Linked DNA regions of Homo sapiens: all the other regions are linked to region 2. A link is a contact called in ENCODE Hi-C or POLR2A ChIA-PET data. All regions are on one chromosome and are shown on one strand. The core of a region is the stretch at or near the end of the contact, and the rest is flanking DNA. Distances in the headings are between cores, read along the strand shown.

The links. A loop is a pair of places that touch in the nucleus more often than their neighbours do. ChIA-PET counts read pairs that join two places held with the same protein, here RNA polymerase II (POLR2A). Pooled maps may share reads with other maps.
Region 1: a loop to region 2 is called in a map of endothelial cell of hepatic sinusoid, with 6 times the contacts of the local background. The contact joins two enhancer-like sites. A Hi-C loop is called at or near these places in 7 of 168 maps with a recorded cell type or tissue (CD8-positive, alpha-beta T cell, K562, PC-3 and 4 more) and 9 of 50 pooled maps. POLR2A ChIA-PET finds 5 or more read pairs at or near these places in 9 of 52 experiments (CD4-positive, alpha-beta T cell, K562, PC-9 and 5 more).
Region 3: a loop to region 2 is called in a map of naive thymus-derived CD4-positive, alpha-beta T cell, with 7 times the contacts of the local background. The contact joins two enhancer-like sites. A Hi-C loop is called at or near these places in 4 of 168 maps with a recorded cell type or tissue (CD4-positive, alpha-beta memory T cell, PC-3, naive thymus-derived CD4-positive, alpha-beta T cell and 1 more) and 10 of 50 pooled maps. POLR2A ChIA-PET finds 5 or more read pairs at or near these places in 12 of 52 experiments (CD4-positive, alpha-beta memory T cell, GM12878, PC-3 and 6 more).

Annotation. Positions count from the first base shown.
Region 1 is chr14:55,428,821-55,432,419 of GRCh38, reverse strand. TBPL2 (TATA-box binding protein like 2) reads left to right here. Exons shown (of 7, transcript NM_199047.3): 5 at 3,446-3,599. It also overlaps a transcript of FBXO34 not described here. Among named protein-coding and RNA genes, the nearest start is that of TBPL2, 10 kb to the left of the region's middle. Within about 2 kb of position 2,204, at least 2 of the 41 ENCODE cell types and tissues checked have a DNase peak (open chromatin) inside an H3K27ac peak, as active enhancers do.
Region 2 is chr14:55,372,512-55,375,842 of GRCh38, reverse strand. The region is part of intron 9 of ATG14 (autophagy related 14); the gene reads left to right. It also overlaps a transcript of FBXO34 not described here. Among named protein-coding and RNA genes, the nearest start is that of ATG14, 38 kb to the left of the region's middle. Within about 2 kb of position 1,887, at least 6 of the 41 ENCODE cell types and tissues checked have a DNase peak (open chromatin) inside an H3K27ac peak, as active enhancers do; they include natural killer cell, where a contact is called at or near this core.
Region 3 is chr14:55,330,896-55,334,193 of GRCh38, reverse strand. The region is part of intron 1 of FBXO34 (F-box protein 34); the gene reads right to left. Among named protein-coding and RNA genes, the nearest start is that of FBXO34-AS1, 60 kb to the right of the region's middle. Within about 2 kb of position 1,378, at least 3 of the 41 ENCODE cell types and tissues checked have a DNase peak (open chromatin) inside an H3K27ac peak, as active enhancers do; they include natural killer cell, where a contact is called at or near this core.

The DNA of each region.
Region 1 (3,599 bases), core at 955-3,454, 56 kb before region 2:
TTTTTCTGAGACACGGTCTCACTGTGTTATCCAGGATGGAGTGCAGTGGTGTGATCTGGGCTCACTGCAACCTCCACCTCCCGGGCTGGAGCCATCCTTCCAGCTCGGCCTCTTAAGTAGCTGGGACCACAGGTATGCACCACCAGGCCTGGCTAATTTTTTTTTTTTTTTTTTGTAGAGACGGGGGTTTCCCCATATTGCCCAGGCTGGTCTCGAACTCCTGGGCTCAAGTAGTCCTCCCACCTTGGTCTCCCAAAGTGCTGGGATTACAGGCGTGAGCTACTACATCTGGCCTATGGTGGGTTTTTTAAAAAACACAAATTTTGAAGGGTATACTCATTTTATCCCATTTTTTTCTTTGTTTTCTACATTTGGCTTTGCCCTTAAGGCATTTGTGCACAGTATTATACAAATATTGACTTTCATATATTTTTTGGTCTTTTTCAGGTCCTGCTTTGTGATAGGAAAAGGATAGCTGGTATTTTGATTCACTTAGAGCTTTCTCTAGATGGAAATGTTCTATATCTGCACTGTTTAATGCAATGATATAGCCACTAGTCAGATGTGGCTACTGAGCACTTGAAATACAGCTAATACAACTGAGGGACTGAATTTATATTAATTGGACAGAGCAGATCTAGAATTTTGTTTCAATGTAAGATAATTATTTTTCCCAAATGATCAGTCGGTACTCAGATACATTTATTGAAGGATCCATTGTTACTACATTTCCCCCAATCTGTTTTTACATATTAAGTTCTTCACATGTGTCTGAGTACATTGCTGGACTTTCTCTTATGTTGATCCCAGGAATCTCCATTTTAAAGTGATTATTGGACAGTTGTGCAAGATGTCTGTAATAATGTTCATTTCAGCAATAGAACAGGGAAAACCTAATTAATAATAGGGTTTCAATTTGAAGTCATAAAGTAAAATTGTATTAGCCATATAGTACACATACTGAGCTGAAAGGATGGTCACATTGTATTAAGTTGGATTGCAGAGGGAGAAGTAAGCAGCTAAATGGTGTTTGTTATCCAACTTTCATTGTAAAATATGCTCATGTTACACATATTACACACATTCATGAGTGTCTTTTCTTATCTGAATTTATTCCTAAAATCTGATAGTGAAAGTTTGGATAATGAGTTCAGATAATAAGAGATACTTTTTATCCAAATATATTTGGTTTTGAAGTTTTGGATAGTGAGTTGTGAGAATTTAGTTAATAAGAGGTGCCAGTATTATCTCCACATTTTATCCAAACCTATTCTCTTTTGTTGTAACAGCAAGAGTATGAGGGATACCTGTGTTTGCGTAGGAAAAGTGCAGAAGATCAAATTTAGGTAGTTAACACCAGTATGGGTGAGATTTTAAGATTTTTAAACTACTTTCTAATGTTTGTACAATGAACATGTATATAGACTTTCAACTATTAGTTGTTTCAATAGAAACTTCTGTGTCCTTAGAATATCACAGCTGATATCCCAAGAAACTACAGGACTATGCAAACTTGAACAAATTTGAACTTATTTACATTACGGGAAATGTAATAGATTAGTTAGGCAAAATGTAGTTCAAAATGGAAACAGTTTATTTTACTGCTAACCTGGGGACATGGCCTTGCTAAGGACATTTCAAGAGTGAGAAGTGGGTGAAGAGAGCCAAGGGCAGTGCTGTGCAGCTGTAGTCAATCTAGTGAGTAGATACCAGATCAACAGATGGCCATGTGCAGTGGCTCACACCTGTAACCTCAGTACTTGGGGAGGCTGAGGTTGGGAGGGTCACTTGAGTCCTGGAGTTTGAGCCCAGCCTGGGCAAGACAGCAAGACCCTGTCTCTATAAAAATTTAGGCAGGTGTGGTGGTGCATGCCCCTGCAGGCTACTTAGGAGGCTGAGGCAGGAGGATCACTTAAGGCCAGAAGTTCAAGGCTGCAGTGAGCTATGATCATGCCACTGCACTCCAGCCTGGGTAACAGAGCAAAAACCCAATCTCTTTTTTTTTTTTTTTTTTTTTTTTTAAAGTGGGTGAGGAGAATCAACATTAAATGAGGTGACACATGTATGTAGTAACGAATACCCAAGAGGGGGCAGTGTTGGTGAAGGATCTGGATAAGAGAATCAAACACTTGCTTTAGTCCAGGCAAACAAGTTCAAACTGGCTTTTCTTTCAGGTGTTTCTGATTTACAGCCTAAAAATAGGGCCAAACCCATGAGGGGGGTGGAATTCACCTGATTCACCCTGCAGGTGTTGCTACCTACTGTTTTGTTTTGTCACTAACAGTTGAAAAATACCTAAGGAGAAATGAAGCCTCACCTCTCAGGACTCCACAGGCTCTGCTATGAATTTAGGGGTGCAGCAGGACAGACACTTAAAGGACATAGCCACAGAGTAGGACAAATTCCTGTCCTTCTTGTGTTGAGTTTGAATTGAATTGAAGATTGGGTGAGAAAGCCGAGCAAAACAAGGGGGGTTTTGAGGTATTTTCATGTGGTTGTTTTGGACAGTGTGTCCAATAAAGACTCAAGAACTGATACCTTGTCTGTGCCACTCAATCAGCACATATCTTACCTCCTTATATGCGATTTTTTTTTGTATGCATGTGTCCTTATTTTTTCTTGTTGTTTTCTTTTTTTTTTTTTTTTTTTTTTTGAGACGGAGTTTCACTCTTGTTGCCTAGGCTGGAGTGCAATGGCGCGATCTCAGCTCACTGCAACCTCTGCCTCCCAGGTTCAAGTGATTCTCCTGCCTCAGCCTCCTGAGTAGCTGGGATTACAGGTGCCCGCCACCATGTCCAGCTAATTTTTTTGTATTTTTAGTAGAGACAGCGTTTCATCATGTTGGCCAGGCCGGTCTCGAGCTACTGTCCTCAGGTGAGCTGCCTGCCTCAGCCTCCCAAAGTGCTGGGATTACAGGCGTGAGCCACTGTGCCCAGCCATTGTTCTCTTCTAAATGGGACATACTTTGAGACTGGATGAATGGTTCCCAAACTGCAGTGAGCAGCACAGTTACCTAGAGGGCTTGTTAAAAGACAGATTGCTCGGCCCCACCCCCAGAGTTTCTGCATGTCTGAGGTGGAACCTGGGACTTTGCATTTCTAACAAGTTCCCAGGTGAAGCTGCTGGTCTGGGGACACACTTTGCGAATCCTTGGAATCGTTTTAGCAAATAACACCCAAGTAAAAGTAAAAGTACTTCATATATGAAAGGTGACAAATGAAGACAAAAATTTATGATTCTGTTCAACAGCTGTACAATTTTACAAGACCTTTTATAAGGTGCTAGGGACGAAAGTATGGGAAGTAAGTCCTCCTCACAAAGCCTACAGCTTCATAGTATACATTGAAAGATAAACGTGGTACAAATGGTAACAATCCAATACAACACCAGTAGTTGAGAGGATGTAGCGATTAAGACATCTTTAAACATATTTGCCCCTCCCCAGTGAAGAGCAGTCTCGACTTGCAGCAAGAAAATATGCTCGTGTGGTGCAGAAGCTTGGGTTCCCTGCCAGATTCCTCGATTTTAAAATTCAGAACATGGTTGGAAGCTGTGATGTGAGATTTCCCATCAGGCTGGAAGGTTTGGTGCTAACCCAT
Region 2 (3,331 bases), core at 638-3,137:
ACATAGGAACAATCAAGGATGCCTACTATCAGTGCTGTGTTAACAGCTCTGAAGGCCTTGCCAAGGCAAAGCATTTTTAAAAAGAAGTGAAGTGTATTTATATTGGAAAGAAAGAAACTAAGTTGGGAGTATTGTAGATGGTATAATTATTGAACTGGATATCCAAGAGAACTAAGAAACTGTTTGAAATGATAGTTCAAACCAGGCATGGTGGCTCACGCCTATAATGCCAGCTACTTGGGAGGCTGAAGTGGGAGGATCACTTGAGCCCAGGAGTTCAAGACCAGCCTGGGCAACATAGTGAGACTCCATGTCTACAAAAAGTAAAAAAAAAAAAAAAAAAAAAAAAAAATTTAGCCCGGCGTGGTAATGCATGCCTGTAGTCCCAGCTGCTGTGGAGGCTGAGGTGGGAGGGTCGCCTGAGTTGAGGAGCTCCAGGCTGTGGAAGTTTGTGCCACTGCACTCCAACCTGGATGACAGAATGAAGCCCTGTCTCTTCACAAAGAAAAAGATAAACATACAAAAAACAGTTGCTGTCTTGTGTGCCAACAACAACCAGTTTGGAAATTTAATGGAAAAAGTATTCCTTTTACTGTAGCAGCAAAAACTATAAATTCCATAGCAGTGATCTTAATAAAATATATGTAAAATGATTATAAAAATTATGAAGCTTATTTTTATTCCACATGTATTATTTGAATGGCTCTACACACCGTATGAGGAGTGGAGCTGAAAGAAAGCCACAGGCAGGGAAAACCCTTATGATTTTCCAGGATGAGAAGGCTCAGTGTTGCAAAAGGGCTACTTCTCAAAAGGAAGACTGATCGTATTTCATGGAGCTTTGACAAGCTGATTCTAAAGTTCAACTAGAAGTATAGTCTGCAAGGAAGTTTTGAAAACAATAATGAGGGATGGGGTTGGTCCATTTAAAACATAGCATAAAGGTAATTAAAACAGAGTGCTGTTAGCATGCAAATAGGTGGAGTGATTAGAGGAAGAAAATAGTCCCGAAACAGACTCTTGTATATGTGGAAATATAATCTTATGATAGAGGAGGCGTTGAATCAGATAATGGTTCAATAGCGTTGGGCCAGTTGGGTATTCATATGGGGGAAAAGTTGAGTTCATACCACATTCTATATACAAAAATAAAATCCAGATGATATAAAAAACCTTATTTAAAAAAATACAGCTATAAAATAAGCAAAAGGACAGTGTTTTATAATGATAGGGTGGTGAGGGAATTCCCAAGTAAGCCACAAAACCCAAAAACCATAAAGGAAAGGAGTTAGACATCTTCCTGTGTCAGAACTCTGAGTGTGTCTAGTGAAAGCTGCCATAAACAAAGTTAAAAGACATGTCATAGATAGGTTCCACAACCTCTATAACAGACAACAGATTAAAATCTAGACAACTGAAATCTTTCAAATCAGTACAGGAAAGACCAACAACCTATTAGAAAAATAGACAAAAGATTAAAACATGCGGCTCACACAAGAAATGTAAGTAGTCAGATCACTTGAGCTCAGGAGTTGGAGGCTGCAGTGAACTGTGATCACTTTTGTGAATAGCCACTGTACTTCAGTCTGGGCAACACAGTGAGACCCCCATCTCTTTAAAAAAAAACATTAAAATAATAAAAAACTTAAAATGCAATTCAAAACAAGTTTCCATTTGCAACCATCAGTTTGACAAAAATAGGAAGGCTCGATGAATCCAGCGTTGCTGGTAGTTGAGGGAAAAAAGCACTCATACTGGAGGTGAATTTTTGTAGCGGGTCTGAAGTTTTCTGTAGGCTTACTCTTGAGTCAGGTTTTCCATTGAGAATTGCACACACAATTAGGCTGTGAGTCACATCTAAGTTTATGGCCAGAGGACAGGAAGTAGAACTTCAGGAGTCCCCTTTTCACACCTGCTTCATCAGAATCAAAGTGTAGAGAAGATTGTTCATGGAACCTGGGTGGGATTTCCTGTTTCTGTTCAGACCGGCACAACTGAGGATTCTATTCTGAAAAGATAAACTTTTTTTTTTTTTTTTGAAACAAATTTAAACTTACAGAAAAATTACAAAAAAATAAAAATAGGACCAGGCATGGTGGCTCACACCTGTAATCCCAGCACTTTGGGAGGCTGAGGTGGGCGGATCACTTGAGTTCAGGAGTTTGAGACCAGCCCGGCCAACATGGGAAACTGCATCTCTACTAAAAGTACTGAAATTATCTGGGCGTGGTGGCGGGTGCCTGTAACCCCAGCTACTTGGGAGGCTGAGGCAGGAGAATCGCTTGAACCCAGGAGGCGGAGTTTGCAGTGAGCTGAGATCGTGCTGCTACACTCTGGCCTGGGAAACGGAGTGAGACTGCATCTCAAAATAAAAAAATAAGTAATAAAAATAGTACAGTCATATACACCCTTACCCAGATTGACCTATTAATATTTTGCCCATTGCTTATCCTTTGTGCAGTTTCTGTGTCCATCAATGCACACACTCCCACATATTTGAAATAGGATATATTATAAAAGTGACTTTTACAAAGCTAGAAAGATCCTTTTGTTGCCTTAATTGGTAGAATACCTCCCTGCAGCACCATGAGAAAATGAGTATTCCTGGTTCAGGGTCTTGAATAAAAAGATATCCATTATTCAGCTAAACTAAAAATTAGGAAACAATTTTATAATCTTAATTCCCCAAAGACATTAAGCAAAATAGGATGAATTATTTTGCTAGTTGGTTGTGTGTGCTGTGTCTCTAGCTTGGGGTCTGGCAGGCAGGTGATGTATCTCTAATCTAGAAGTGGGAGAGGCACTGGGTGGAGAAACATCGCAGGGGCCTCTCCTCCTGCTCTGTGGCTTCTCAGAAATGTAGGTTGATCATTGGAACCAAAATTGTTCCATACTGGCCCCTTGAGGAGTCTTCCATTCAGTCGCTTTTCATTGTACTTAGCTGAGCGCCTGCTCCGTGCCAGGTGGGTTTCTCCACGCAGAGAACCGGAGTCCACCGGGAACTTGGACATTTCCTCCTCTCTGTCCCTTCTGCCTGTCTCCTGGGAAAACTAAGACCCCAGGATTGGAGAAGGCAGCATCAAAGAAGAAAACAGGCTGAGCCTTGGAGGGAGGGAGGAAAGAAGGAAGGAGCTGTGGTAAAAAGGAAGGAAGGAAGGAAGGGAGCAGGGAGGAGCGAAGGAAGGAGCAAGCTGTGGAAAAAGCTGACTGGGGAAGAAAGGAAGGGAGGGAGGGAAGGAGGAAGGGAAGGAGTGAGGAAGAAAGGATGGAAAGAAGGGAGGGAGGGAGAAAGGGAAAGAAGGAAGGGAGGAGTGAGCTGTGGTAAAAAGCT
Region 3 (3,298 bases), core at 129-2,628, 41 kb after region 2:
TGAGATGAGCGGTGGAAAAGGTGGAGAAAAAGAGGCCACTCTTCATCTTGGTTACTGTTCTGCAAAGCACAACAGGCTCTGGCTTGTGTAGCAGCTTTTTTCCAGCACTCTATTTACTAAAACATTCCTATGTAATCAGATTTTAAGGAAAATTCTACTCAGCAGCCATGTGTAAACAAACACTTCCACAATAAAGTTATTTAACTTAATACTATCAGTTTAACTAGAATAAAAACAACTTTCATGTTGTTAATAACCTCCAGGACGGAACAATCTAGACACGCAGGCATTCAGCTATGAGTTAGGTGACCTCCCTCTCATTTTCAAAGCACCAAACCACATCCTTTAAATACTAAAATATACAGACACTAAGTCCCAACAAGAAACACTATAAAGTCTCCCCATGAGTCTTTACTACATTAAACACAGCTGTCTAATAGGGTCATGTTTACATAGATTTAAAAAAAAAAAGCCACCCCAGCATTAGCACTAACAAAATTCCTGATAAAAAAGACTCCTACACACCCAAACTAGAAAGGAACAGGACACCAACAAGCTTAAAAATACTTCTATCTTTAAGGTTTATGTTATAAAAACATAATTAAACTATATCCTGTTAAGTTTACATTTTGGTTATTTCTGTGTAACAGTTTTTATATATTTTTAAGAGCCACAAGGTTTTATTAATTACTTCAATAGGAAACTCACTTCCCTGGTTCTAGATTGTCAAGTATGCACAGTTCACACCCAGAACCATTAGGTACTTCAATTATTAACAAACCAAACCACAAAGGAGAATCTGATACCCAAGATCAGATTTTAGTGCTGGGTTATTAGATGGTAAAACTAGAGCACAGCAAACAGCAAAACCAAGAGGGTCGAAGTAAAGGGGAATGTGGTAATAGTCAGAAATTATACAAAACTCCCTCAACAAAAATTTCTGAGAGTAAGCTTATTCTCACTTTCCTGTTACCAATCTTAGAGACAACTAATAGTACAAATAAAGAACAGTAATCATTCCAGCAGTAACCACAGACTGCTGGGATTTGTGTCTTGTGGGTCCAGCTTTTTCCTTCTCCCTCAAAGCAGGAGGCAAGGTCACCTTGTAGCTAACAATAGCCCACTAGAAAGAGAAAACACGCACATCTTCCCTAAACATAACAGCACCTGAGCTGGAAGGAATGTTTTAAATCGACAAAGTATTTTCACAAACATCTCATTTGGCCCTCTTTCTGTTCCCAAATTCACCTGCATCTTGGGGCTAATGCGCCAGCTGATCAATCCTTCTCCCCAGTCTCTGTCCGCTAGTGGCTCTCATGTCACCACAAACAGTGCCTCGTACCCCTCAGTATCTCCATACCTCACAACCTGCAACCACTGCACAGAAAAGATAAAAGTTTAGAAAGTGAAACTTGCTGAAGATCACCGTAGCTACAGAAGTAGCCATTACATCAAAAGTCAACATTTTCTGATAAACTAAAAGTTCAAAACATACCACATTTTAAGTTATAAAAAAATCTAAATAATGAGGTACACCAAGTTCTCCCTATGAAAACATTTGACAATATGTCCATACTAACACTCAGTCCCATCATGTATTATACTTCCCTCCTAGTTTTAGAAAGCAAAGTAAAAGACAATCTGAGAAAGAGCTTTTTATCCAAAAACACTTCTACAATAATCAACAAATAATTAAACATTACCCAGATGCAAAACAGAAGTTAATCTGCATTACCTGGGATCTTATGAAGAGGTGATAGCTCCAGACCTCGGTTCACACTTAGGCAGACCTTTTAAAAATCAGTTCATTTTTACATAACGACACTTTGAAGGACAGTAACATTTGCCATAATTATTGCTACTATGTATGGAATGTATAGGTGAGAAAAATGCCCAAGGATAATCAAAAAGGATGTACTTTAGAGCTCGTGCATTTACTAACGATTTAACACCTACTATGCTCCAATGTGCTAGCAAACCTGATTTAATGAATGAAAATGAAAGCCAGAAGATGTGTGATCAAAGATTCCAGTTGCAGTTCAAGTGGAGAAAAGTAGTGAGAATGAGTTATATATTAAATTTATATATATATTTAAATATATATATATATTTATACATACCACCACGGTGGTATATATATATATATTTTTATATATACCACCACGGTGGTATATATATATTTTTATATATACACCACGGTGGTGTATATATATATTTTTATATATACACCACGGTGGTGTATATATATATTTTTATATATACACCACGGTGGTGTATATATATATTTTTATATATACACCATGGTGGTGTATATATATATTTTTATATATACACCCCGGTGGTGTATATATATATTTTTATATATACACCCCGGTGGTGTATATATATATATATTTATATATACACCATGGTGGTATATATATATATATATACATATATATATATATACACACATATATATATACATATATATATACATATATATATACATATATATATATATATACACATATATATATATACACACACCATGTTGGTATATATATATTTTTATATATTTTATATATATTTTTATATATTTTATATTTTTTTATATATATACACACACACCATGTTGGTATGTGTGTGTGTGTATATATATATATCACGCCTCAATTTAGTTTTCCAAACTCTAACCAAATTAATATCAAAATAATATTGAGGTGTTATGTATTTATTTGCTCTTTATAGCTGCATATATATTTGTAACATAGAAATTAGAAAATTACATCTATACTGAAGAACCTCAATACATTTCTTCTTTTGGATATAATTCATACCTTACTCAAATTTACAAACTACTACTCCAGAACAGAAATTATTCAGTGCAGGAGAGGATGAGAGTGGCATAGGAAAAGCCATTAATATATTTTTACCAGAGAAATTCAATAAAAACCACAAAGAAGGGAGAAATTTCTAGCCAGTCTCCTCCAAATATGCAACACTGGAATTGTGCTCAAATTGAAACTACCTAGTGGGGCCTAAAGAGATCAGGGTATTATAATAGAAGCCCAATCTGTAACCTTGGTGAATTTTCTTCTGTTTCACAAGTCTAAAAAAAATTTCCTGTCTCTAATTTGAATGTTCAAGCAATCATTTCTCCTATTCAAATCCCACAGTTTGGGAGCTAAATTATCAAACAGATCTTTTATTCACTCACTCAATATATACTGAGCATCTGCTATGTACCAAGCACTCTTTCAGAGACTGGGGATACAGAAGTGAACAAAGCACAAAATCTCCATCCATAGAAAAGGTT